Linked DNA regions of Homo sapiens: all the other regions are linked to region 1. A link is a loop called in an ENCODE intact Hi-C map of the cell type or tissue named here. Cell type or tissue: heart right ventricle. All regions are shown on one strand.

Region 1 (8,000 bases):
TGGCAAAGATATTTTTATTTTGAGGTGTTATGGTATTGTAACAATTTAAAGCTATATGATAAATATATTTTTTCAAGGTTCCTTTGGTCAAGTTCTGACCCTTTCCAAAATATAAGCATTAGCAGCTAAGAATGACTTTTTCATGTATTTGAATACCTCACATCTGTAATTTTAACAAGTTTCATTTGTAACAAGTTTAAGAGGTGAGAATGACATCTCAAATATCCATCATGAGTCAGTTTCCTTCGGAAGCTTGAGAGGCTCAGTCCTTCCTTTACTTCCTCTTAATTTGAATATACAATTTCCCACAGAATAATTAATTTTTTTATATGTGCTGCTTTCACTGTTTGGAGGTTCTAGTTTATCTTTCCAGTTGCACTGCAAACTCTTTGAGGTTAGAAGTTTCCTTACATACAGCAAAAATGCCAGTAATGCCTATTTGATAAAGTATTCTGTTACCCTTTCTTATTTGGCATCACCCGATAATGTTTTATTGGCATAGCCAACTTGATATGATCATATCTATCATAAGTTGAATTGAGTGGAAGGGTTAGGGAGGTAGGAAGGCAGTTGGCCACTGGCTCTTGCATTTCTGCAGGTCCCTCATGTATCCAAAGGAGATTACGCATTCAGCCACGACAATGTACTGACAATAATGAAAAAAGGTACATATCATATAACTTAAAATTTTTATCATACCATAATACCTCAAATGCACCATGAGTCACTCTATATATATACAGACACATATACACACCACACACAGGCACATGCACGCACAGTTAAATGCTATAATTATCTTCTGAAGAGCATAGTTTTATTGCATAGCATTCTTGGAATTAAAGGTGTTAAACTATTTGATGTAAACATGTAAAATATCTCATAATGTCACAGCCTTGTTTTTGCATTTCTTATTTTTTAAAAAATATACAAAATCCTTACGCGGTGAAAGTAACTTAAGCTTATCTTGACCTTTAAGAGGCTTTGGATCTGATTCCATTATTGAAGCAACTGAAAGAACTGGACATTGGACAACATTTCTTCATTGAATTTCTCCCTTATAATTTTTTTTATGAGCAATATTTTTTATCTTGTAAAATCTTCAAATGTGCCTATTGTAGTGTCATTTTTCTTTGGCTATTGAATGGATAATAATGCATGCTACTGGGGGTACACTTAGCTTTAACTGGAATATTTTTCCTTGGCATGGCTTTTGCTGCCTGGTAATATTCAGGCTAAAGGAAAGCCAGGTGTACAAGATATGAAATTCAATTAGTGTCTGATTTGTTAAAGTAATAGCAAATCATATACATTTAATGAGTGTTGACTCTTGAGAAATACAATCTGAAACAGTTTTACAATGCTCAAAATAGATGTGAAAGTTTTTCAGCTGTGACAATTTTTTATCTTATGTGGGTAAAATACATTTTTATAAGAAAAGATTAATATATAGCTTATTAAGTTTGATTGAGGCAGAAAGAAGGATTGAAAGAGAAAAGAAGAGGGAGAGGGAAGGAAAGGCAGGGGAGAGGAGGGGAGCAGGGCCGTGGAAGGAGGAGTGAGGAAGAGAAAAAGAGAGAAAGCAGAGGGTTACATAATAAGGAAGGTACTTTTTCTCTGTGAGCCCAGAAGAGATTGCCAACCATGTTTTCAGTAATGGGATCAGTGTTAGCATTAGGGCACCACTTACAAAGATGAGTACTAATTTTGAGGGCAAGGTGCTGATTTATCTGCCTAGGTTCTGGCACACATGTTTAAAGATTCACCTAATTACTTTAGAGCAACGCCCCTCCCAAGTATTATAGAGAAGAAAGAGGAGAATGATGTGCTCAAGAAAACAATGTGGAGAAGTTTATATTGGTTGTTTAAACATAGTACCTAAAAAAAAAAAAATGGGGAAAAACGATCTGGGAAGTAAAGAAAGAATCAAGGAGCAAAGATTTAGCAAGCCTGTGGACCCTGACAACTCCAATAAGAGAACACTAGGGAATTTTGTGATTTAAAATATATTATTGCTTAAAACTACAGTAGTGTTCAAGGAAACTTTAAATAGAAAATTACTCTTCTTGAGATGATTCTGTCTTCCAAAGAGAACAAATCACAAGGATGTTAAAAGGAACATTTTATGTGACAAGTTTGGGGTAGGTACTATGTAAATAGAAGAGAAAGTCACTCAAGGTACATTTGAATGTAGGGCAGAGATTATTCCATAGCATTCCACAGGCCAGAAACAGAAAGTGTCTTCTAGTTTTCTTGCCCTTTATAGTAATAGGGGTCATGGGATAGAAATTCTCAGAAAATCTCCAAATCTCATTTTTGCCAATTGTTTCAACATCTTTTCCTTCCCAGCATTTTAGCAGAGCTGCCAAACAGGTGATTAATTAAATACATATGTGCATGCTTGTACCTCGTGTAGAAGGTCTAATGAGTAAATTTATTTGATATGACATAGACTGAACAGTAGAAGGAAGGATTAATGACAGTCAGATCAACAAACAAAAGTACAAATGGTATCTGGGCTATGAAAAGATAAAGCAATATTTGCCCAAACAAGAAGATCTAGATATCCCTAAATTACCTCCTATATTATTAGGAAGTAAAGACCAAATCTACAACTTTGATCTGGAAATTGTATAGTAGCTGATATGAACAGGGATCATAGGAGAGTGTGGTCTCATAGCTACTCTTTGCTACTACCAAAACCTGAGTGGTAGCACATCAGTGATTGCCCAACCAAACTGCACAATTCCCATTAGAAAAAGCTGTCTCAAACCCACATCTTAGAAAGGAAGTGAATGCCACCAGTGAATCAATACACTGGGATGTAACTTTCTGCATACCCCAAGAATACCTCCTGTTGCATAGCACTTTTTAGTTTTCAAAGCTTTTCAGATGTAACAGATGTGACAGCTGTTGTTTTTAGTGTGCCACAGCTCATCTCACTTAATTCTTTAGGGTAAGTGAAAAAGATGAGTGTAATTAGTATCAAATAAGAGAAGAAGAATTGAAGGTTCAGGGACTAGAGACCACACATATATGTGGTTAGAAAGTCCAAAGTAAGAACAGTAGAGCTAGTTTGTATTGGACACTTACTATGCACCAGGAACCATTCCCAATCCCATACATGCATTAGCTCATGCATGTCATCCTCCAAAACAGCCTCGGGAGGTGGATCTAGCATTACCTTTATCTTACAAATGAGGAAACCAGGCAGAGCAAGTTTAAGAAACCTGCACAGGTGTGAATTCTGGAAGTCTGTGTTAGAACCAGGACTCCTGGTCCCTCTCCCACCTCCAGCTTCCTCACCAGATCCTATTATCAGCACACAAGGAAAAAAATTCCATAATGAGAGGTATTGTTCTAACAGATGTACTATCTTCCTCTACTTAACTCTGAATTTTTCTCTGAAGACAGAACACCACGTAATTTGTTATAGAATAGGGCTTAGTAATCAGTTAAAATATAAACTTGTTAAATAATATCTAAACTGTCCTCTAACCTAATTGATGTTGGTTTAAAGAAATGCTAAGCAAAAGCATCAAAATAGAGGTATTTTTATATTAAAAAGAAGAAAAAGGAAAATGAATCCGTTATTTTATATTGTCTGCTTCTGCCCCCTCCTGGCTTTTGCTTCATGGGCTTCCATCTGGCTCATTTCATCTGGCCAAAAACATTGGTCATGTGGTTGTATTTTACTGCCAAATATTACTCCTTGGCCAGCTGTTCAGAGGAGCCAGAAGATTCTCTGAGCTCGAGAGGTCAACTCCATCCTGTGTCATGTCTATTTATTCTACTGGCATAGTCTTGACTATTAAACTAGGTTTCTTAATGATATTTCAAATTGTGAGTAATGTTGGCTAAATTGACAAAAAGAAATTATAGACAACATTTATATCTAAGAATAACAATACTACTAACAACCATTGCACATTGTAGGAAGAGGTAGCATGGTATAGGAGGAGAACTTTGGCTCTAGAGCCAAACAGACCCAGCTTCAGTGCCAACTCTGCTGCTTTCTTGATTGGGCAGGTTTCCTAACCTCTCTGAGCCATTTCCATGTACATAAATAGAAAATTAAAATATCTACTTCATAAGGTCGTTGTGCAGATTAGATGAAAGCATGTACGTGAATGCAGGACTACCTGCCAACTCTTTCATAGCATTTTCCAAGTCTTCACTAACATTTCACAAATTTTGTGAAGCTTCTTTTGTGAAATACATTTTCAGATAAACTATCATCATTGGTACCACTCTTGGTCACAGAATAGTACAATAGAGCTGGCTTATAAATGGTTACCTTATAAGCAACTTGCACATACAACCCAGGCTCACCTTGGAAATGTAGTGTGCAGGAATGATTGACAGCTGGCTAGCTCTACAGCCACACTGCTGCTGAGGTTCACATTTTCACATTATCACTTATAGCTATGAGACTTTGGGCAAGTTACTTCATGTGCCTCAGTTTCCTCATTTGTAAAATGGAGTATTATGAGGATTAAGTGTGTTAGCCATGTAAAGTGCCTGGCACATAGACAACACTAAAATAAATGTCAGCTATTATTAATAATAGAATGTAAGCTCCACATGGCAGCAATTTTTGTCCTTTTTTCCACCTTTGTATGGCCAGTGCCTGGAAGAGTGTGTGGTACATATTAGGTGCTTGGCGTTTGTGTATTGAATGAATGAACCTATTAGCAAATGTGTTCCGATTCATGGCAAGTGTGAGGATACTCTGCTTCCTTTTGCCACATTCATGGGAAGAGGGGGTTAGAGCTGAAGGAACCTGATGGTTCATTTGTTCAAACTCATTTGTCTTACATTGAAGAGCTTGAAGACCTTGAAAGGCCCCAGGGTCATGCAACTTGATAGCGGCCTGGTCAGAGCTAGAACCCTGGCTCTGTGTGCTTCTGTGAAAATCTTTGTTCCAATGTCCCACCCCTCACTTCAATACATATGCCATCTAATTCAGTGCTTTCAGTAAGGCAGCAAAATGAATGAATGATTCAGAGCACACTTCTTGCAGACAGGAGAGTGTATAAGAGCCATAATTGGGCAATGACCATGGAAGGACAGGTTTCTGAATAAGAGAAAGACTTATCCAAGTAAAATTATGTTCAGACATTTTACTTACAAGTCTAAAAATCACTTGCTACAACAGCTACAATAGGGTTTTTGTAAGGAAGTACCACTTTGTAAACAACATTTTTGTAGAATGCATTATATGCATTTTTTTCAAAATTGAAGGAAAGCCCCATCTCAAACATTCAAAAGAATCTGCTCAATTATCAATGTAGACTAGAAACAGAGATAGAGAGGGGAGATACAGTTTGAGTGTTTTCTGTATTATCATGACAGCACATGGAACAACCACAGGCAGAAAGATTACAAACTCTGCAATAAATATAAAGGTATTGGTTTTATAAGGTGGCCTGCAGGCTACGGACCAGCACAGAGCTCTGGCAAATGTGGAATGCCAGGAGATGTACAAAAAAATCAAGGTGACAAAAGAAGAAAAGACACTCCAAACTGCCAAGGGTTTATAATCATGCTGTGGATATTTCTGATCATCAGTGTGTTAATGGTTTTCACTATAGTTAAAACTATACCATTTTTGAATGGGTAATAGGTATGAATATTTATGCTTAATTAGTAGTTTATAAAATTTATACTATTTATTTTCATAATGTTGATTTTATGATTTTCAACGAGTGCCATTTGTCCTTAAGTCATGAAGTGGATGAGCCCCCATCAAGTGATTTTAAGAGACAGTACCTTGACTGAGCAGCTGGATCAAAGCCTGTCTGATCTGGGCAGAGCAAATAAGGAATACTTCTTACAAAAGAGGAAGCATTCAATTCTATACACTTTACCTTGGTACTCCTTGTTCTGGAGGCCTCAGCTTCTATCATGTTCTTTGCCACAGTCATATACCCACCTTCTACCTTGGCTCTCCCTCCTCCTAACTTCCATTATTTTTTCTACTTTCAAACTATAATTGACAAGCCTTTTTAATTTCAACAAGGGTCTGAAGAGAGGTGTCTGATTTTCCGTAAGGCTGGGTTATATAAGCACACAGAGTTGAATCAGAGCAAAGGAAAAATCCATTGGCAAAGGAAGAATACTATATGCTACTTTAAAACTTGTCTGAATGTATTATTTTATTTACTTATTTTAGAGGCAGGGTCTCACTCTGTCATCTAGGCTGGAGTACAGTGGCATGATCATCACTCATTGCAGCCTCAAACTCCTAGGCTCAAGGGATCCTCCAGCCACAGCCTCCTGGGTAGCTAGGACTACAGGTGCACCCTACCATTCCTGGCTTAAAAAATATATATTTTAGAGTCTGTTTTGCCCGGGTTTGTCTCAAATACTTGGCCTCAAGTTATCCTCCCACCTCAGCCTCCTAAAGTGCTGGGATTACAGGCATGAGCCATGGCACATGGCTCAAATTATATAATTCATTAGCTGGTAATAGTGTAAATTTGGAAGAGAAAAACTAAAATGATAAAGAGGAAAGATGGATTGTGAATAGAGTAAATATATATTACTGTAATTATGTTAAGCCAATCAAATGCAAAGGACAGTTCAAAGGGGACAAGTATGTAAGCCACATTCCAAAAAAAAAAAAAAAGCTTTGAAGTGAAGCTTTAAAAAGATAAGCTTTGTGTTGAGCTAAAGAAATAAACTCTATAAAAACAAAACCCTAAAATTGTTATGACAATGAATTAAACATTCAAAAATGAACAGAACAGAATGTAAAAGATTATTCCTTCAGGTGGTAAATGTTCACAACCAGCTCTCTATGGGGGAGGGGAAGGGCACTATTTGTAGTATTTGCTGATTTCTGTGCCAAAAAATTCTCTCACCTGCCCATTTCAAACAGCAGAGGTCACTAAATGTGGAGTTGGCAAGAGATACATAGACATAGTACTCTATACAGTGTTTCTATCATATAGATACAGTAGATATAAGTTGCCCCAAAAACATAATAATACAAAATGTAGCCAAATCATTCAGAAGTTATGAGTTTTGAATACTTATTTCCATTGTTTTTAATATAATTTGTTTAATTATAGTTAAAAATTTTTATGTAATTTAATTTTTAATAACTGTTGGGTATTAACAACTGACTTATAAATACTCCTAAAAATGTAACAGAATGTAGTGAGGGACAAAATGGATGCGGTCTCTGCTTTCATCAAGTTTACATTCTGGTAGAGAAAGACAGAAAATAAACAAGTTAACAATAAATAAAATAAATAGAGACTGAGATGAGAGGTTCTGCTTGGGGAAGCCAGGGAAACCTTTACAAAGAAATTGATAATTTATTTGCATATAAGTTCAAGCATATCCATTCCATACATCTGTGAGTACATTTGTAGTTCTAGGCCTGAAACTCAGAACTGCACAAGGTCAATGGAACCATATAAATATTGACCTCATTACTGACTTGTTTTCAGTCTCCAGTCTCTTGAGTGAATTTACCTTTGCTTCTTTGTTATTATAAAAATACAGTGAGGGAAAGTAAAACAAGGAGGAAGATGAAAAGAAGATGTAGGGGGAAGAGGAGCAGTTTACAATATACTTTCTATTACATTGTTTCACACTATCTCAAAACTTTTTATACGTAGAAAATACTAAAGCAAAGAAAAATGGAAGTTAAAAATCGGTAGCAGTAGTAATAGTCCTATAGTAGGAACCTTGTTTTGTTTGAAATATGTGTCTGTGTCTGCCTACAAAACATAAACACCTTAAGCTAAGAATAACTGTGAGATTAATTTTTTATTTTCAAAGAAATAATACAAATTTTAAATCTTGCATTAAAAGGAAAGCTAGCTGGACGAAACTTTTCTGACACACAGATTTTGAGAATAGCACCCATAAATATGCTTCCAATGCTTGTCACTTGATCCCTTTTTGGCAATTAACTTGCCTTTAATTGATTTGTGGATTACCCACTGGAAGTTGCTATGGATAAAGGAATGTAATGGCAGAGTTTG
Region 2 (8,000 bases), 86 kb after region 1:
TCTGGAATGAGAAAATCATGCACTAAACACTGTATGATGCATAGCTGATAATTCAGGAAGTGAGTATGGTTGTTGGTAAAGAAATGCTGAATTGGTATGAAATTCTTCAGAAGCAAGACGCTTCTTTTGGTATTTCAAAATGGGGTTCTCCACCCTCTTTTTCTATCATGTCAACTGGCTGTGGTTATGTGTGCAATAATACTTAGTCCTGACTGCAACTCTTTTTTTTTTCTTCCCCACGGATCTGAGGCACACCATGGTTTTGGCCTTATCATTAAAACTTGCCTTTTAGGAGAGGTAAAGGAATAGCTCACTTAGTAGTTCCTCTGTCAATCATTCCAATCATGTAGTGAATTCTATTGAATCAGAAGGGATGATGACATGAAGGTAACCATGAGTATACGAATGGTTAGTCATGGATCCACCCAACCATTACTAGCAAGATTGAGAAAAGTAGATTCTAAGATGAAACTGAAGGGGAAGAATATTAATGAGGCCTTTAAGGAGTTTTTAAGCTTTTTAGGGAAAGATGCTGAGCGATATGTATAAATATTCCCAATAATACTAATACTAAACATATAGAATTGTCAAAGTTTAGATAAAGGTATAGAGAATAGGGCCTGAGGGATATTAGCTAGGTTGGTAAGGAAGATAGTCACAAAGAAAGCACAGTCTTAATAAAAAATCAATATAGATTTTCTTGGAAGCCTTTCCAGAGGTGATCCAATATCTCAAAATATAATACAGGGGTTGAAGGTATATTAGAAAATGGACAGAAGTAAGGTATACTTCAGCCACAAGCACCAAATCTCTCCAGGGATTGGTGCCTATGGGAAGGGCTGGGGTACCACATGGGGCACAATGACAGCAAGCCTGGGTGAGACACTGTTAAATATAACTGTGTACAGGTAACTAACTAATGAGAGCCCGTGCCAGTGATATGTCTCAGCTCTCAAATTGCCTAGTTCTTTGTCAAGTTTGACCTAAATTAGAAAGCATTTCAAAAGTATGGAAAGTAGGAAGAATGCCAGAACCTATGGATGCAGTTTTTTAGCATGACAGGGGCAATATTGTAAGTATTTATTATCTGTCCTAAGCCTTCTAAGGGGATTGGCTCCCTAATGAGCATCCTGGGTGATGGCTGAGGATGCGAATTAGAGAAGCTAACAGAAGGGTGAACTGCTCTTCAGAATAAGAGTTAGAAAAACACAAGGGAATATTTCAAGAGAAGAGCTGGGGAAGTGTGGCAAGAAAAAAGAGATTATACAGAGACCAATATGGAAGAATTCCAGCCCAGTTTGAACTAAGCATCCACCATCTAGCACCCTACCCTGTTTAATAACACTGGCAACCTCTGGGCAAAAGCTGCCATTAATGAAACTCAGTGTAGAGGACATTTGCCCCCCATCTCAGCCCTAAGAATTTCTGCCATAGGGTAAAGGGGGTCACCTGCAAGCCCTTCCATTTCCCTACTACACATGAGGAAGAATAAGAAATTAGAAAACTAGAAACTAGGTGTAGAATGTATGCACACCAAGGATTGCATCTTCCAAAGTACCCTTATAGGAAGCAGTCCTGTTGTTTTAAACCCACAGAGTTAGGAAGTTTTCTTTATATCTAATACAAATCTTCTTTGCTTAAATTCTAACCCATTTCCTCTTAGTTGTCAGTAGATATAATGAGAGTGAATCAATAGATAAACCAATTCTTCTTTATGGCCTTTGAAAACTGCTAGTGAGTGACTTCTTGGTCTTTTTTCATTTCATATTGCAAAATATTCATTCTAAATTGTAAAATAGATGGCACCAGTGTGACTTGTTAAAATAAATGTTTCATTAAACATAATTTCAGTATGTAATTGTTTTCAGACTTCCTAGAGAAAAGTGCTCCCGTTGTATCTAATTCTCTTTCTTGTTTAAAATACATCAAAGATGAGAAATTGAGCTCTTTTTAGTGAACTTGCTTGAGACATTCATATGGAATACAGAAAATAATAATTCCTAACATTCAGGATGTCATTCCATTGCAATGTGGCACAGAGTTTTTTCTTTGCATCAAGGAATTTATATGACTGATACTATTTTAGTCAGGATAAATTACTGTAAAATGTGTCCACTTTTAACCAATGGCATTCTAACATGGGATAGGCAACAGCGGGCTGTGATTTTTGCTCTGATACTGCAACTTTGTTATAGAATAGCAAGTAACTGATTGGCAGCTAGATCACCAGCTAGCTGGAGAAAGCAGCTTCTAGGTCTATAGTCATAGTTGGAGTCATAACCTCATTAATGATAGCTACAATGTATTGGGCATCTACTCTTTGACAGACAATGAACTTAGTACTATATACAGTTGAAGCAACTGTATGAATAAACTGTATGAATAAAACTTGAAGTCGCACAGCTTATAAAATTACAGTGCTGCAGAAAAATCTTGGTCTGTCGAAACTACATCCCATATTTGTTGTTGTTGTTCTTATTGTTTTGTTTGCTTTTCCTCACTATCTAAACTGCTTTGGCTACACATAGTTCTGTTTCATGGTATTAGAAAAGTAGTCAACAAGCTGCTACTTATACTTTTCCTTCCTGTCCTAGACTGTTCAAGTTTCTTCTTTTAATCTTATGTATATCAAGAACATGTTTGCCTATGGTATTTGTCTGCCTTTCCCCCCAAGATTTGTATACAAGCCTCCAACCGTGAGCCCTAGAGATATATTGAGAAATAGAACATGGACTTTGACACGGCTCCATTCCTTGGAGATCTAGCTAGTTCCTGACTCGTTCAGCTTATTGACTCTCTTCCTCTGGTCAGACTATAAATTGCAGTTTTCCTTCTCTCTGGCATTTGACCAGTTAGTAGCACCATAAAACCTTTGAAATAAAAGAGACCACAGAGAATAACCTATAATCTGATTTTCCCCACCCCTAACCCCAATGTGGAGCTGGAAACATTTTGCTAGTCTTTAACATTTCCAGTCAAGTAGGGTCAAGAAAAACTGTTAAAAACAATGTCAATGCTTAAGTGGTAAAAAGATTTGTTGAAGAATATATATATATATATATATTTAGAGACAGGGTCTCACTGTGTTTCCCAGGCTGAGGTACAGTGGCTATTTACAGGTGTGATCATATGCACTACAGCCTTGAACTCCTAGTCTCAATCCTCCTGCCTTAGCCTTCCCAGTAACTGGGACTACAGGCATACACCACCATGCCTGGCTGGAGAAATATTTTTTTAACTTCAAAAATGAAGTTTGAGCTGAAAAAGAGAGCTAAAAATTAGTCTGTCAGGCAAATGTGTGAAAGCAGTTCTATTATAATTTGTATTGAGCTATAATGTAATTCCTAAACTTATGTCATATAGCTAAGTAAGTAGCTGTAATTCGCATCTTGAAATTTTAAATTTACTTCTTTCCTCTCAATATAGTCTTCATCTGAATTAAAAATTGTGGCAATTTGTATTTATTGTGTACTTAACTATGTGCCAGGCACTGTGCTGTTCACTTGACCTAATTATCTCATTAGATCCTCATGATGAATCCTAGACAGTACTCATTAGTCTTATTCCTCAGACTGAGGCCTAATGAAGTAAAGTGGCTTGCCTAAATTTGAGTGGCAAATAAGATAATTTCATGATTCGCATATTTTCTTAATTATAAAATGTTACCTTTAGCAATGATGTATATGTTAATATGTTCAATGAGTTGATCTACCTGAAGTGCTTAGCACATGGCTGGCTCCTTGTGAGTGACCAGGAACTGTTAGCTTATATTATGCATTTTTGAAGTTTACACATTGGTATGACTTTCTAAATAATCAAGAACTCTAAATGTGAAAGCTGATTCATTTTGTAAGGGTTTCTTTTCCATAAGGTAGTCTTTTTTAACACAGTCAGAATTAAGCATTTATATAGAGCTAGGTATTCCAGATAAATCACGTTAATAGTGTGATTCAAAGAAGACACACTGCTATCTAGGTGGGTCAAAGAAGTAAACTACTTAGTGGAGGTGGCAAAATAAGAAGTGGTCAGTGGGAAGCTAAACCACCTCTGATTTAGTTATTTAAAACTCAATGAGAACCCTCTAAGGAAGCACAACTAGGCAGGGGTTTCATCTGAAAGGAATGGTCAGCTACCTGAGCATTATCTCTAGGTGCACCTTTGTAAAGACTTTCTCCATGTATCTTTCCTACTGGGTGCCACCCTGTGGCTTGGTCCTACGGTAATCACACTGCCAGGCATTCTCTACCTCTACAAATCCCTTACTCTTCTAGTCCTAAGGTGCATTCCTGGTTGTGTAATTCACAGATTATTATCTCCCTGGAGCTGAGCCTCATCATCTCTATCAGACCAGACTGAGAAGGACTCCTTTTTCCTTTGTCCCGCCATCCCAGCTCAGTGCAGAAGGCTTAAGATGCTTTCTCCATCATTTCTAAAGAACAACAGACAAAAATAGAGATCTGGTTAGGTCTGTTCTTGTGGCGTGAAGTGTTAGGATGAGCTGAACAGCCACAGGGGCTAGAAATGTCAAGAATGCAATACGTTAGAGCAGGCATTTAGCATTCCTGTCTCTGATATCTACTATTTTATTATGAGTAGTTACCAAAACAAAACAAAACAAACTGTAAAAGCATTATTTTGTTATAATTAACAACTGCACATTGGATTAAGTGTGATTGAGGGTGGAGTTCACCAGCTTGGGAAAAAAAATTAACCATTAAAGATTCCCTGAGTGTTTTGCTTTAAAAAGAGATAGCCCAATTACTTTTCTGTGTTTCGTTAAGAGTCTACTAGTATATGAATCAGTAAGAGCTTCTAGGGTAATATAAAACACACACAAAAAAGCAAATTTGATGTTAGCAGACAACTTTTTAAAGGTATTCGTGTAACTGAAAAAATCATTTTACGTACATAGGAATGAAATTTTATGTTTACCTAGAAATATATGTGAAATCCCTCCATTATTGCAAGATCTTTTTCATGTAAATATCAAAAGAATTAGACAGTCTGCATTGTTTAAAACCAAGATAGCTAGTCTTTTTAATCTATGGGCAACTTGTAATTACGAATAGCAGTAGCTGCCTGGAATAATGTACTGAGAGCTGCGTTGGTCTCAGAGAAAATGTGCTGTGATCCATTGGTGATCTCTGCCAGACAGAAGAGGGACATAGTGTGGCTGCTTGCCATTTAAATGGCCTTGATGATCTCATCATAACTCTATATATCTAATCTCACCATTAAATTTGCATGCAAATAAAGTCATTGTAGCAGAAACAGGTTTTATGCATACATACAAATACATGTGTATTTTTTGATATGTTTTGTCTATTTGTCACCTATGAAGAACATATAAATATTGTAAACAGAAAAACTCTTTTTGGATGTTGCAAATGCAAAGAAGAAAAATAAGTAATTCTAATTTTCAAAGGTCACCCCTGTAATCACCACCCAGATTAAAAATAGTACCAGCAGCCAAAAGTCACCTTTATGCCCCTTTAAGCCCCTGCCCCCACCTACTAAAAATAATAGTGATCCTGATTTTGAAAATCACAAACTTTTTAAATTTCCTGCTTTTGAATTTTATATAAAAGGAATAATATAGCATGTACTCTTTTGTGTTTGGCTGTTTCCCTCACCCCCTTGCAAAATTATGTTTGAAAGATGATCCCTTGTTGATGCGGATATGGTTCATTCATTCTCACTTAAGTATAGGTAATTAAGCAAACTTTTGTTTGAGATACAAATTCAGGGTAAAAATCAGATTTTCTATTTAAATAATAATTTGGTATATATGACTATTTGAGCATTTTAAACTGTTGTCATTTTACAATAATTATTTTAGTATGATTTAATATCCAAATTCTGTTGCTTAGATTCACCCTCAGTGGACATTTCTTCTGAAGGGCCTTCCTAGACTTCCCCAATTAGAATTAAAACTCTCTTCTCTGTGCTGTCATGAAACCTTGTACATTTCTCTAACTCTTGAAGGATTACAATTATTGTCTTCTGTCTCACGTACCTCTCCTGTGAGCATGTTTTGGAGTAGACTGGGTTTGCTCATCTTTGTAGAGCAATGAACCCCTGTTCCCAGCACCATGCCTGCTCCATCATGGGCATTCAACATCTGTCCTTTGCATGGAAAGTAGAACAGTGAGTTCTTCCATATTACAAAGAATATTACAGTCAATTTTTATTTTTAATTTTCTTTTAGTAGATGGCACTTTTCAGGAGATTGTACTGGGTGAGTTGTAGACACAGTAGTTACTCTTTATGGCAAGAGTTGTATAGTATCCGGGAGGATTTTTGCCTCTTCCCTGTGGCTTTCTTTCACCCTTAGTTTGCCACCACCACTGGCAATTCTAATCTAGGCACACCTTCCATTGCCTCCTGTGTTTCCCATTCTAAAATATATACTTCCAAGTTTTCCTCTATATTTTCTGACTGCTCGAATGACTCTTCTCGTGTCATAAACTAGTAAAGAGTAGTGCATATAGAAATGCTGATAAATGTGTTGCACATGGTTATCACCCGACTGACATGCTGACCTTCTGACTCTATCAATGGGTGATTTTTATATGAAGCCAAGAAATCTGTTGGTGGTAAGTACTAAGACCACCACTTCAGGCTCACTCTAACCTCATTGTGTGCATCTTGAAACCCCACACAGTTGTCACATATGAGCAGATTCCACAGGAGGGATGCTGAACCAAAGTGACAAGCTTGTCCTGGAGCCCTAACACAGGGATTGACCCCCGACCTTCAAAGTCAGGGAACAACTTAGGGTTGGCTTACCTTCTTGTATTGTGAACTTTTCCGATTGTGAAGCCAGCTTTTAGCTTTACCACACTCCCAGACTTAAATATTTGGAATGGCAAGAAATTAGGCTTAAAAAAAAAGAAGGAAATTAAGGCTTAATCCTTAATAATGAGGAAGTAATTTGTTTTAGTATTGTACAGAAACATTTTCTAGCTACCTGATCATTTAGTCTAGTTCTATAGCTTAAAATATATAGTCCTTAAAGAAAAGTTTTATTTCTGTGGGTCTATTAGTTACAAAAGTAAAGGTGCATTTTTTATTGCTTTATTTAAGTGTTTATTAAGCTTGTTCTGCCACAGGTACCCTGCTGGCTGTTAGAGAGACAATGGTGAAATATACAGCACTCGGCTTCATAAAATTTATGGTCTAGTGACTTTCTGAAGTATTTCTATAGGGCAGGAGACTTCTATTTCACCTTCTACTATATCCTTGGAATAGTTTTTACTTTCCTGGTAGGAGTGTGCATTTATATAAGTGTTTCAGTTGCTTCCAGAAATCCAGTGGTAAACAACATAATTTTAAAACCTCCCTACTTGAATTTGGGGTGGAGTAATATAAAATAAATCTGGAATATTTGATTTTTTAGACCAAAATACTTTCCCTGGGTTAGAGAGATATTTTCTTTTCTTACTGGCCTGGAAATCCATGCCATTTTAATAAGAGATATTTTTATTCTAGGTAAATTGTTTACTTAATCACCTCCTAACAAGGCTGTGTCAGCCAAGTTAAATATTTAAATTTATTTTTATTTAAATAAATTTTAAAACCAACAGATTTCTTTCTCATTTTAATGAATTTAGCCTTTGAGTTTTCAAAGATAAAATATACAGAGTAGAACATTTTAATGTATCTGTAGAGAGGGAACACAAAAAGGGCACATCAGGAAAAAATAGTTGGAAAAAAGTGAATTTTATACAAAATTAACTCATAAAATGAATATAAGGCATTATTTCACTTATTGCCAAAATCTGTCTTTACAGATAATCTTCGGGAGACCTTTATTTTTATAGGCCCTAGTTAAAATATTTTTTGAATGCTTGAGGCTCTATTTCACTAATAAGAGAAATAAACTTTTTCTTTCTATAAATAACTGCTACTAGCTTGTTTGTCAGCTCTCTAAATAAACTCATTTTACTATTACTATGCTTGAGTGCTGTTATATATTCCTTTGTTACTGTGCATAATCC
Region 3 (8,000 bases), 75 kb after region 1:
CACATACATACATGCACACATACACATCATGAAGAGCAAGCTTTGGAATGAAATATACCTGGGTCCAAAAATTTTGAACAAATTGTTGACTTTCTTTATGTATGAAATTATTATTATCACATCTACTTTGGAGGGATGTTGTGATGTATAATTAAGAAAGTATAGTCTACTTAGCATGTAGGTAATTAATAATTAGTAGTTATTATTATTATCCTAACCTGACAGTTTATGAAAGAGGTAGGAAATCTGAAGATAGGAAAGCCTTCAAAATATAATACTCCGGACTTCTCCTTTGGGAATTAAGAAATGTAGCTCCAAGCAAGGTTCATGCCAGTAGGAAAGTCCTTGAATCCAACTGTATTCCTAGTAAGTGTAATAAAATAAAAGAAACCTCTAGAAATTGCCTCAAAATTCCCCTCCAGATAAGGAAAATAACACAATATTTCTCAATAATGAGGAACTGCTACAGGAGTTCAGTGTCTTATTCTCATTAACGTTAGAGTACAATAGAGAATAGCAGGAAACTGTAAAAACTGCAGTCCCCTGGTCTTTTTTTCTAAAAAGTTAGTTTGACATATCTGGAGTACTGAATTTCAGCATATTTGAGAGGCCTGAATATTTAGTTGATATATAATATGGCTCTAAGAAATATGCTCATGATAGATTGGAAAGTATAGAATATCTATTGTAATCTGAAAATAGGAATTTAGAGAACAGAAGATTTGATAGTAGGCAGAGTATTTGAAAATAGTAATACTTGAGAAAACCTGAGTTGTATAGTAAAATTACTCCGTAACACCTCATTCAGTTGGCTTCATTTAATGTTTAATGTTTAATCCATGGATAAATGTCATAAGTCTCACAAGTCACGCTCACCATTGGATGATAAGAGAAAGGGAGATCACATTTTAGGTGCGCACAATCTACCTGTATGCAATTGACGCTTTCCATGTAAGTGTTGCCAAGTTGTATCGGGGCACCATTAGTGGTATGAGACAGACTTTAGGAGTTATTTTGGACTCCTTTTTTTCTATTAATATATCTTATATTTTGGGGGCAAATTATACCAGTATATTAAATCTATTTACAGAATAAATATAAAGTTACCTTTTATATTCAGTTTAAGTTTTTTTAAAAAGTGAGTCAATTAAGAAAAATATCAAATCATGGTATAGATGGAATGCTAATATGGAAAGAATTATGAAGGTGGTGTTATGACTGAAGTTTCAGAAACATCAAATGACATAGTCATTTGATTCAACAAAACATCTACAGATGGATGACCCAATGGATGTATACATCTATGGTACAGTCTATTGAAATGTGGTAACAACCAGAAAGTAAAAGGTCCATACATTATACAATTCAGTACAACAGGGAAATACTGAGAAATAATCGCAGCTTCTGGATCAAAAGCATGGGCCACATGGTTCCTAAATCCAGTCTCCCCATATTCAGGCCTCCTCATCAGCCTGCATGCCATCATATGCTTGCATGCTAACAGGAATTTCGAGGGAAATGCCATATCTTTTCCATTTGGGGAAGCTTTTCAGAGGGAAAACTACAGGATGCTTAGATAACAAAACATTCTTTCAGAAATGTTCATGTGAGAAATGGTCTTACAAGTGGATAAAACTCTGTAACATCAAATACATACTTTTTTTTTATTCTGTCACTACCTTAAATATTAGGAGTAGAAGCAAAACTTAAATTTAAATCTCAATGGTCTTACAACATAGCGCATCTTTCTTTCTCTGTAATGGCAACCTTGATGTACCAATCCAAAAACTTTGAGTATTCTGGTTAGTTCCATACATTGTCAGATTCCCCACTTAAGTTTGTTTTTGCCAGGGGAGAGGGACGATTTCTTAGTCATTATGGTACTATTATACAGTCTTTAGTAGATGCCCAATAAGTGTGTTAGGTTTTCAGAGAAAGATTCTTGGAAGATGTAGAATGTTGGGCAAGTAAGCAAGGAACAGCACATGGGGCTGCACTAAACTTGTGTGTGTGTGACAGAGAAGGGAGTAGCATCAGGCTAAATAAGCTCATTGTAACATGGATCTGGGGGACGGTAGAACACAGGCTAATTATTTCTGGAGAGTTGAAAACTCAACAGTCAGACATTACATTCTCTGATCATTGTCATTTGCTTTCTGAAATGGCAACTGGAAGCTATTTGGTAGACCTTACATGGAGGGAACAGTGTTTCAAATAAATAGTAGTTGCCTAATTTTACTTGGTTTGCTTTTGTTCTTTCTTTTCCCACATTTAAATTCCAATAAGAAAAAAATTAAACCTCTTCCTCTAAATCCCCTCTCCCCTAAAAATAATTAGTCTCACAAAACTTTTAAGTTTCCAAAAAAATACATGATTAATTAACCTGCTTTAAAATGCCAGCAATATACTAGACATGGGACAGTGCTAAGAAAGTGTGAATGTCCCCTGGCAGTCATAAGGAAACTGAAAAGCTTAAGGGGATAACTATGTGGAAAGCAATTTATTGGCATTTACCGTAAGAGGCCTGAGAGTCATTGAAAGAAGACTAAGTCACAAATGCACCTTGAAGTGTGACCAGGGGAGCAGATGAAGGGTTTGTTGTAAGAAGCAGCCAGAGCCTCTGGCGGATGCCGTACTACATTTTCCAAGTTGTTTGGGTGGGTCACAACTGCACTCCAACATCCTGTCTGCAAATGCTAAATAAACACCAAGTTCACGTCAGACTAGAGAACCAACGTACTAGCTAATGCCATTTAAGCAATCAGAATGCTTACATTATTTTCACTTGGTAATTCACATCCAAAATAATTGAAGTTGGCACACCCAGAGGAGTATATATCCTCTGTGTAGATGTTCAGAGAGATAGGCAGGCTGGTCAACTGTTCCTTCTGTTGGGAGCAATTGGAATCAGCTTAGATTATATCTACTGTAATAGAAAATATTTTATATTTAGGAGGTGGGAAAGGTTTTGGCCTTCGAAATAATAAGAGATATTGACAAGATATAAAGCTTCATTCCTTACTGAAGAGCTGTTAAGGATTAGCAAACCCAAGTCTTTGTGTGTAGAGATGAATGAAATTTGCATTTTTTTTAAAAAAAAATAAGGTTTAGAAAACATTGTGCAAGGGAACAGCCTTAATACGTGCAGCCACTTGTCCAGGAATAATACATTCAATTTTTCAGTTTAAAATTCCAGTATGTTCTGATCCAAGGGTGCCTGTTACACTCTGCTGAATTTTTAAGAGGTAATTTACATCTCTACAACCAACTCCAAAGCATGACATTTCATTACATCCGCTCAAAATGAACAGCTGCTAAGTCATCAAGTTCTCTCAACTTTGCTTCTAAAGAGAAAAGTTTAGTTTTAGTGCTTCAGTGAAATACTTTTTTGAAAGAATGACTTTTATAAAATTCATTTGTTTATTATGGTAAATAAACAACTTAATGGCAAGGGGTGTGTTCCTTGTAAAGGTGATCACGGAATGTTACCCAGAATAACACAGACATCTCATTTCCCAGAGAAGGAAATGGTTTTATAAGTTTTGTGAGGTCTCTTGTCTGCTTGGCCGGTTTACAGTGCTGGTCTCTGGAGCTGATCCGCCCCTTTGCTTTGTAAGTCTCAGCAATTGACGAGGCTAGGCTGGGCGCTGGGCTTTTCTTTTTTTTTTTTTTTTTTTTTCCTTTCTCACTGCCCTGCGGTGTTTTGAACTGCCTTCTTACAGACGTCATACAGCCCTTGAGGAATAGTTTCTGCCTGGTGAGATTGAATGATAGTTCTCATTCACAAAACCCTGGATTCTAAGCAGGGACACACAGAAATTACTTTCGCAGGTAAATCAGCCCACCCAGCCAAAGTGTGGAGAGATTTGTTCCTTGGCTGACTTCTTTGCTCCACGGAGAGGAGTGTTTTCCTGTGCTTGCCCTGAAATGGAACTTCCTTGACAGCTCTCCCGTGTTACAGTACCTCCCGGTCATTTTCTTTTTCTCTCTCTCTACCTGCGCTCTTCGAGTGTCAGAAACCTTTAAAGCTGTTACTATGGAATTGCAAAAAAGAGATCAAGTGACTCTTTCACTATGCTGGTTTCCCTTGTGACCCAGATGAAGAATCAATTCAGAATTCAGTTCCTCCCTTGGCATTGCAAGACACAGAAGAAACTGTCACTTCCTAACAGCCTAGTACTGGAGTAAATTCAGTATGAAGGAAGAAAGCGCTCCTGCGTGTTAGAACCTTGCCCATGAGCTGGACCGAGGACAGGAGATGGACTCCAGGAAAATTGGATTTCTTCAAGCAGCCTCCCTTGGAAATGGAATATCTTTAAAATCTTCTTTGCAGAAAGACAGTTAGAATGTATTAATCAGAATAGTTGAAGACTTATTTTCCTTTTTATTTTTTTTCAAAATGAGCATTATTATGAAGCCAAGATCCCGATCTACAAGTTCCCTAAGGACTGCAGAGGCAGTTTGGTAACGTTCTTTTCTCTCATGCTTTTCCCCTTTTCTCTTTTAAGATTGACGTACTCCTTGAGTATTTAGTAAGTTGTGTGATGTCGAGGCTTTGTGAAAGAAGGCAGTATTGGCGGCTCTTTTATTCTTTATTTTGTTCCCAAACTCATGTGCTTTAACCAAATGGGTGCTGATTTTTTTTTTAATTCCTCTTGGACTGTAACAATTTATCTGATGATAATTTTTAAAGGAGGAAAGAAACTTGCAGATATGTTGGGAGTTTTGAAAATGAAAACTTGTCATTTTTCAGTGTTTGATTCAGTTGCTTGTTTTCTTATCTTCTTTGCTTGCTGCAAGCAGGCTGGTGGTTGACAGGCTTTGCCCTTGTCTTTAAAAGCAATACCCTCACTTTTAGCACAGATGTGTTAGAAATTAATAATGTTATTTATATTTAATCATACACATGAAACAAACTTGAATTTAACTATGTGGCTAAATGTATATCAAGTTGCTTATCATTCATTCATCTCTTATGTTTTATTTTATTAGAAATGATTCCTAGTAATTATATTTTTGGTTATTTTAATGCTTTTACTCTGATGAAAAAATATGTCAGTTTCAATGTATTCTAATGTTCTATTATTTCCCCAATGGTGATTTGATATGCTAATCAGCATATGGCATGGCCCTTAAGGAGTATTTTCCAACAAAGTAACTTTTTTTTCTACAATAGGTATTTACAAAATACTTTTATGGCTATTTTAGGGGTTAGTCTTATTTTGTTTTTCTTAGTGATTGATTATAAATAACTAAGCTCACCTCTTTGAAATGGAAATAATCATACCTCACACTGGGGAAATAAAAGCAATGATTGAAGTGAGGTGGTTGAGAATGGGAGGAAAACAGGCCAGCAAAATATGCATTATCATGTGAGCAGGCAAACACACATGTAAATACTCAAATTATTTGCGTCAGGAATTTAGCTTGTGTTTTTGTGGATAGGTTAGCCTTTGCTGTTATTGTAGTGTTTTACAGTCAACCAGAAACAAGAATTGCCCCATCCGCAGTATTTCTGTGAGTTTTAATAAATTATAGATGAAGATTTTGTCTCTTAACGTTACTTGCCATTTCTTACAAAATAACACGTGCAATAAATTATTCCTTGAGTTTATTTAAAGAAAAGATTGCATCTGCAAACAAATTTGGAGAGTCCTGTCCTTTTTTTCCTCAAACAATAAATACTGGAAAATCCTTAAAATCCTTGTATGAATTACCATAGCTAATATAAATCACCAACATGAGTAAACAGAATTTATAATATACATGAATTTAACTCATTTATAATTTATACCATTCCTATGTGAAAAGATGTTACTACTTTAAAAATAGTGTTTAACCAAACTATTTCTCTTTTTGTCTAAACTGCCAGGAGATGTATTTTCAAATTCAGGTTTCAATTGGAAATAATTTGTTCATTTCAGGAGATGAGTAACATTGACACCCTTTACCTCTCTGAGATTATCATAGTCTATTTTTATCCACAATTATTATATTTTTTGTTTTAAATTGTATGGGATATTTTCATAAGTCAAGCCACAATTTAAAATGCATTTTTAAATATTTTGATTTGTTAATGTGTGTATTTTTCCATTTAACTAAAAATATTCTCCATAGACTTGGGGATAGAATGATTTCTGTGTAAGAAATAAATCTCTCTCTATATATGCATGATTCTTAGATTTAACTACACACTATAGAAACCTCTCCAGTTATTAATCTTACATCTGACTTAATAATATAACCGCTTGGGTATATCACTGCAGCTGCCAAAAAATTTGGCCTGAGGGTATAATCAGCTGTAGTAACAGTTTTGCCATTTTATTATCCGTCTATCAGTCAAATATTAGACACATCTATTATATTTATTTATTTAATTACATGTATAAAATCAATATAGATTATAGATTTGGTATATAGAGAAAATATATGTTTGTGTGTATATATATGTATACACATACATACACACACACATGTTTACTTGAGCATTAAAAAAACCCAAACGGCCTCTCTTCTTGTGCCTCTGCACATAAAGGCCACAGGCCTCAAATTGCTCAGAGGGACAATGTTTTCTCACCAGTGTTGCTGTCTGCATTTCTCCACCACCACCCTACCCTCATTCCTTTTCAGTTGACTTCCCATGAGAGAGACCTAAAACTTTGCCATTTATCTCTTTTTCAGATGTTTATTTGTTTCCAGGTTGATCTCCAAAATACTTTGTTCTTGGGACACATCTTTCTGGCTTTACCATCTTCACTCTGATTACATAAATCTATTTTGTGTTCCATTGGTCTACTTTCTCCAAATCTGTCTACTGTCCTCCGGGATTCCCTAAAGCCAAACATTACGTTTGGAAGTTTGTTGTATTGTGCAAGAATCCAATGTTTTGGATTACTTCTTTACCTTTTTCTATTTGTTTCTCTCCAAGTATCATAAAAAGCAGTCCACACTAACTTGTCCTTACAGCCTTAATTAAATTGCTATGAGATATTCACATTTTAAATGGGATTTCATGGCAAACTTGTATTTTATACCCTTCCTCTTATTAAAGGTCAGCCTGTTATAATTAAAATTTTATTAATTTCAAGACAAAATACAAATAACCTTAAAATTAATCTATTTGTCTCTTTGTAACATAGGTGTCCAAATTTAGGGTTTATTTAATAAAGGTGTATACTAGGTTGCTTTTATTTAAGGAACAGTTATTTATATGCCACGTTCTAGCAGAAAGTGATTATAGTATTTATTCTTAAGCATTATTTTAAAAAAATGTGCCTGCATGAAATTGAGAAAAACTTTATATATTTTCTTATGCTCATAAAGCTAATAAAATTAGCAGATTCATTGATTGCAGAATTGTTTGCCTTTCTTGCATATCTTAAATTCAGATTTAGTCAGTTGTTATATACTATGAAAATATTACCTTACATATTCCTTGATATCTCTTTAACACTTTTATAAACATTTATAAACATTTCCCAGGGATACTTCTCATTAATGTAATTAAGACTTGTGATTTAGTTTAAGTAAGTAAAACATTATTAGTCTTACAAATATAAATATAAAGAGAAGTTTAGTCAATGGAAGTGGACTTTTTTCTTTCCTGCTGACAGAACAGTGTTTAGGATTTATGTGTTACATGTAAGATCATTCATTATGTAATCTGAAAATAAAAGAGATGCTACTGTTCAAAATATGACTGTGGTTGTTTTTAAAGCAAATTTTAAAATTGGTTATTGTATATGTAATAGTACTTATACTTTTCATTATAAGTATTATTATGTAATAAGTATACATGTAATACTTAGGTTTGTAGATGCAGAAAAAATTCTGGAAGACTCTGTCCAAGCTTTTGGTAGTGGTTATTTTTTAGGAGTAAAAAAAAAAATGGTAGGAGTGAAGGTAAGGGGGACTGCCTCTCTTTTCTTCACTGTATTTGCATATTGTATGTAGTTTTTATCAATAAAGTATTATATATGAAAGTTTAAAATATTAAAAAT

The links. Hi-C counts contacts between places; a loop is a spot of excess contacts. Peaks named below come from ENCODE experiments on the same cell type or tissue, not always from the same donor. Only the 100,000 strongest peaks of a DNase experiment are listed, where the experiment ranks them.
Region 2: a loop joins it to region 1, with 2.1 times the contacts of the local background. A loop is called at or near these places in 12 of 110 quality-filtered maps.
Region 3: a loop joins it to region 1, with 2.2 times the contacts of the local background. A loop is called at or near these places in 14 of 110 quality-filtered maps.

What each region holds. Positions count from the first base shown.
Region 1 is chr5:59,347,255-59,355,254 of GRCh38, reverse strand. All of the region lies in intron 1 of PDE4D (phosphodiesterase 4D), which reads left to right. Among named protein-coding and RNA genes, the nearest start is that of PDE4D-AS1, 310 kb to the right of the region's middle. In heart right ventricle, a CTCF peak has its summit at 3,612 (motif pointing left); a DNase peak (open chromatin) is centred at 3,672; H3K4me3 peaks cover 2,423 bases; H3K27ac peaks cover 1,764 bases.
Region 2 is chr5:59,261,335-59,269,334 of GRCh38, reverse strand. The region is part of intron 1 of PDE4D (phosphodiesterase 4D); the gene reads left to right. Among named protein-coding and RNA genes, the nearest start is that of PDE4D-AS1, 230 kb to the right of the region's middle. In heart right ventricle, no CTCF peak of the experiment used is centred here; no DNase peak of the experiment used is centred here; H3K27ac peaks cover 1,643 bases.
Region 3 is chr5:59,271,802-59,279,801 of GRCh38, reverse strand. All of the region lies in intron 1 of PDE4D (phosphodiesterase 4D), which reads left to right. Among named protein-coding and RNA genes, the nearest start is that of PDE4D-AS1, 240 kb to the right of the region's middle. In heart right ventricle, no CTCF peak of the experiment used is centred here; DNase peaks (open chromatin) are centred at 2,628, 3,595 and 3,854; H3K4me3 peaks cover 5,363 bases; H3K27ac peaks cover 5,305 bases.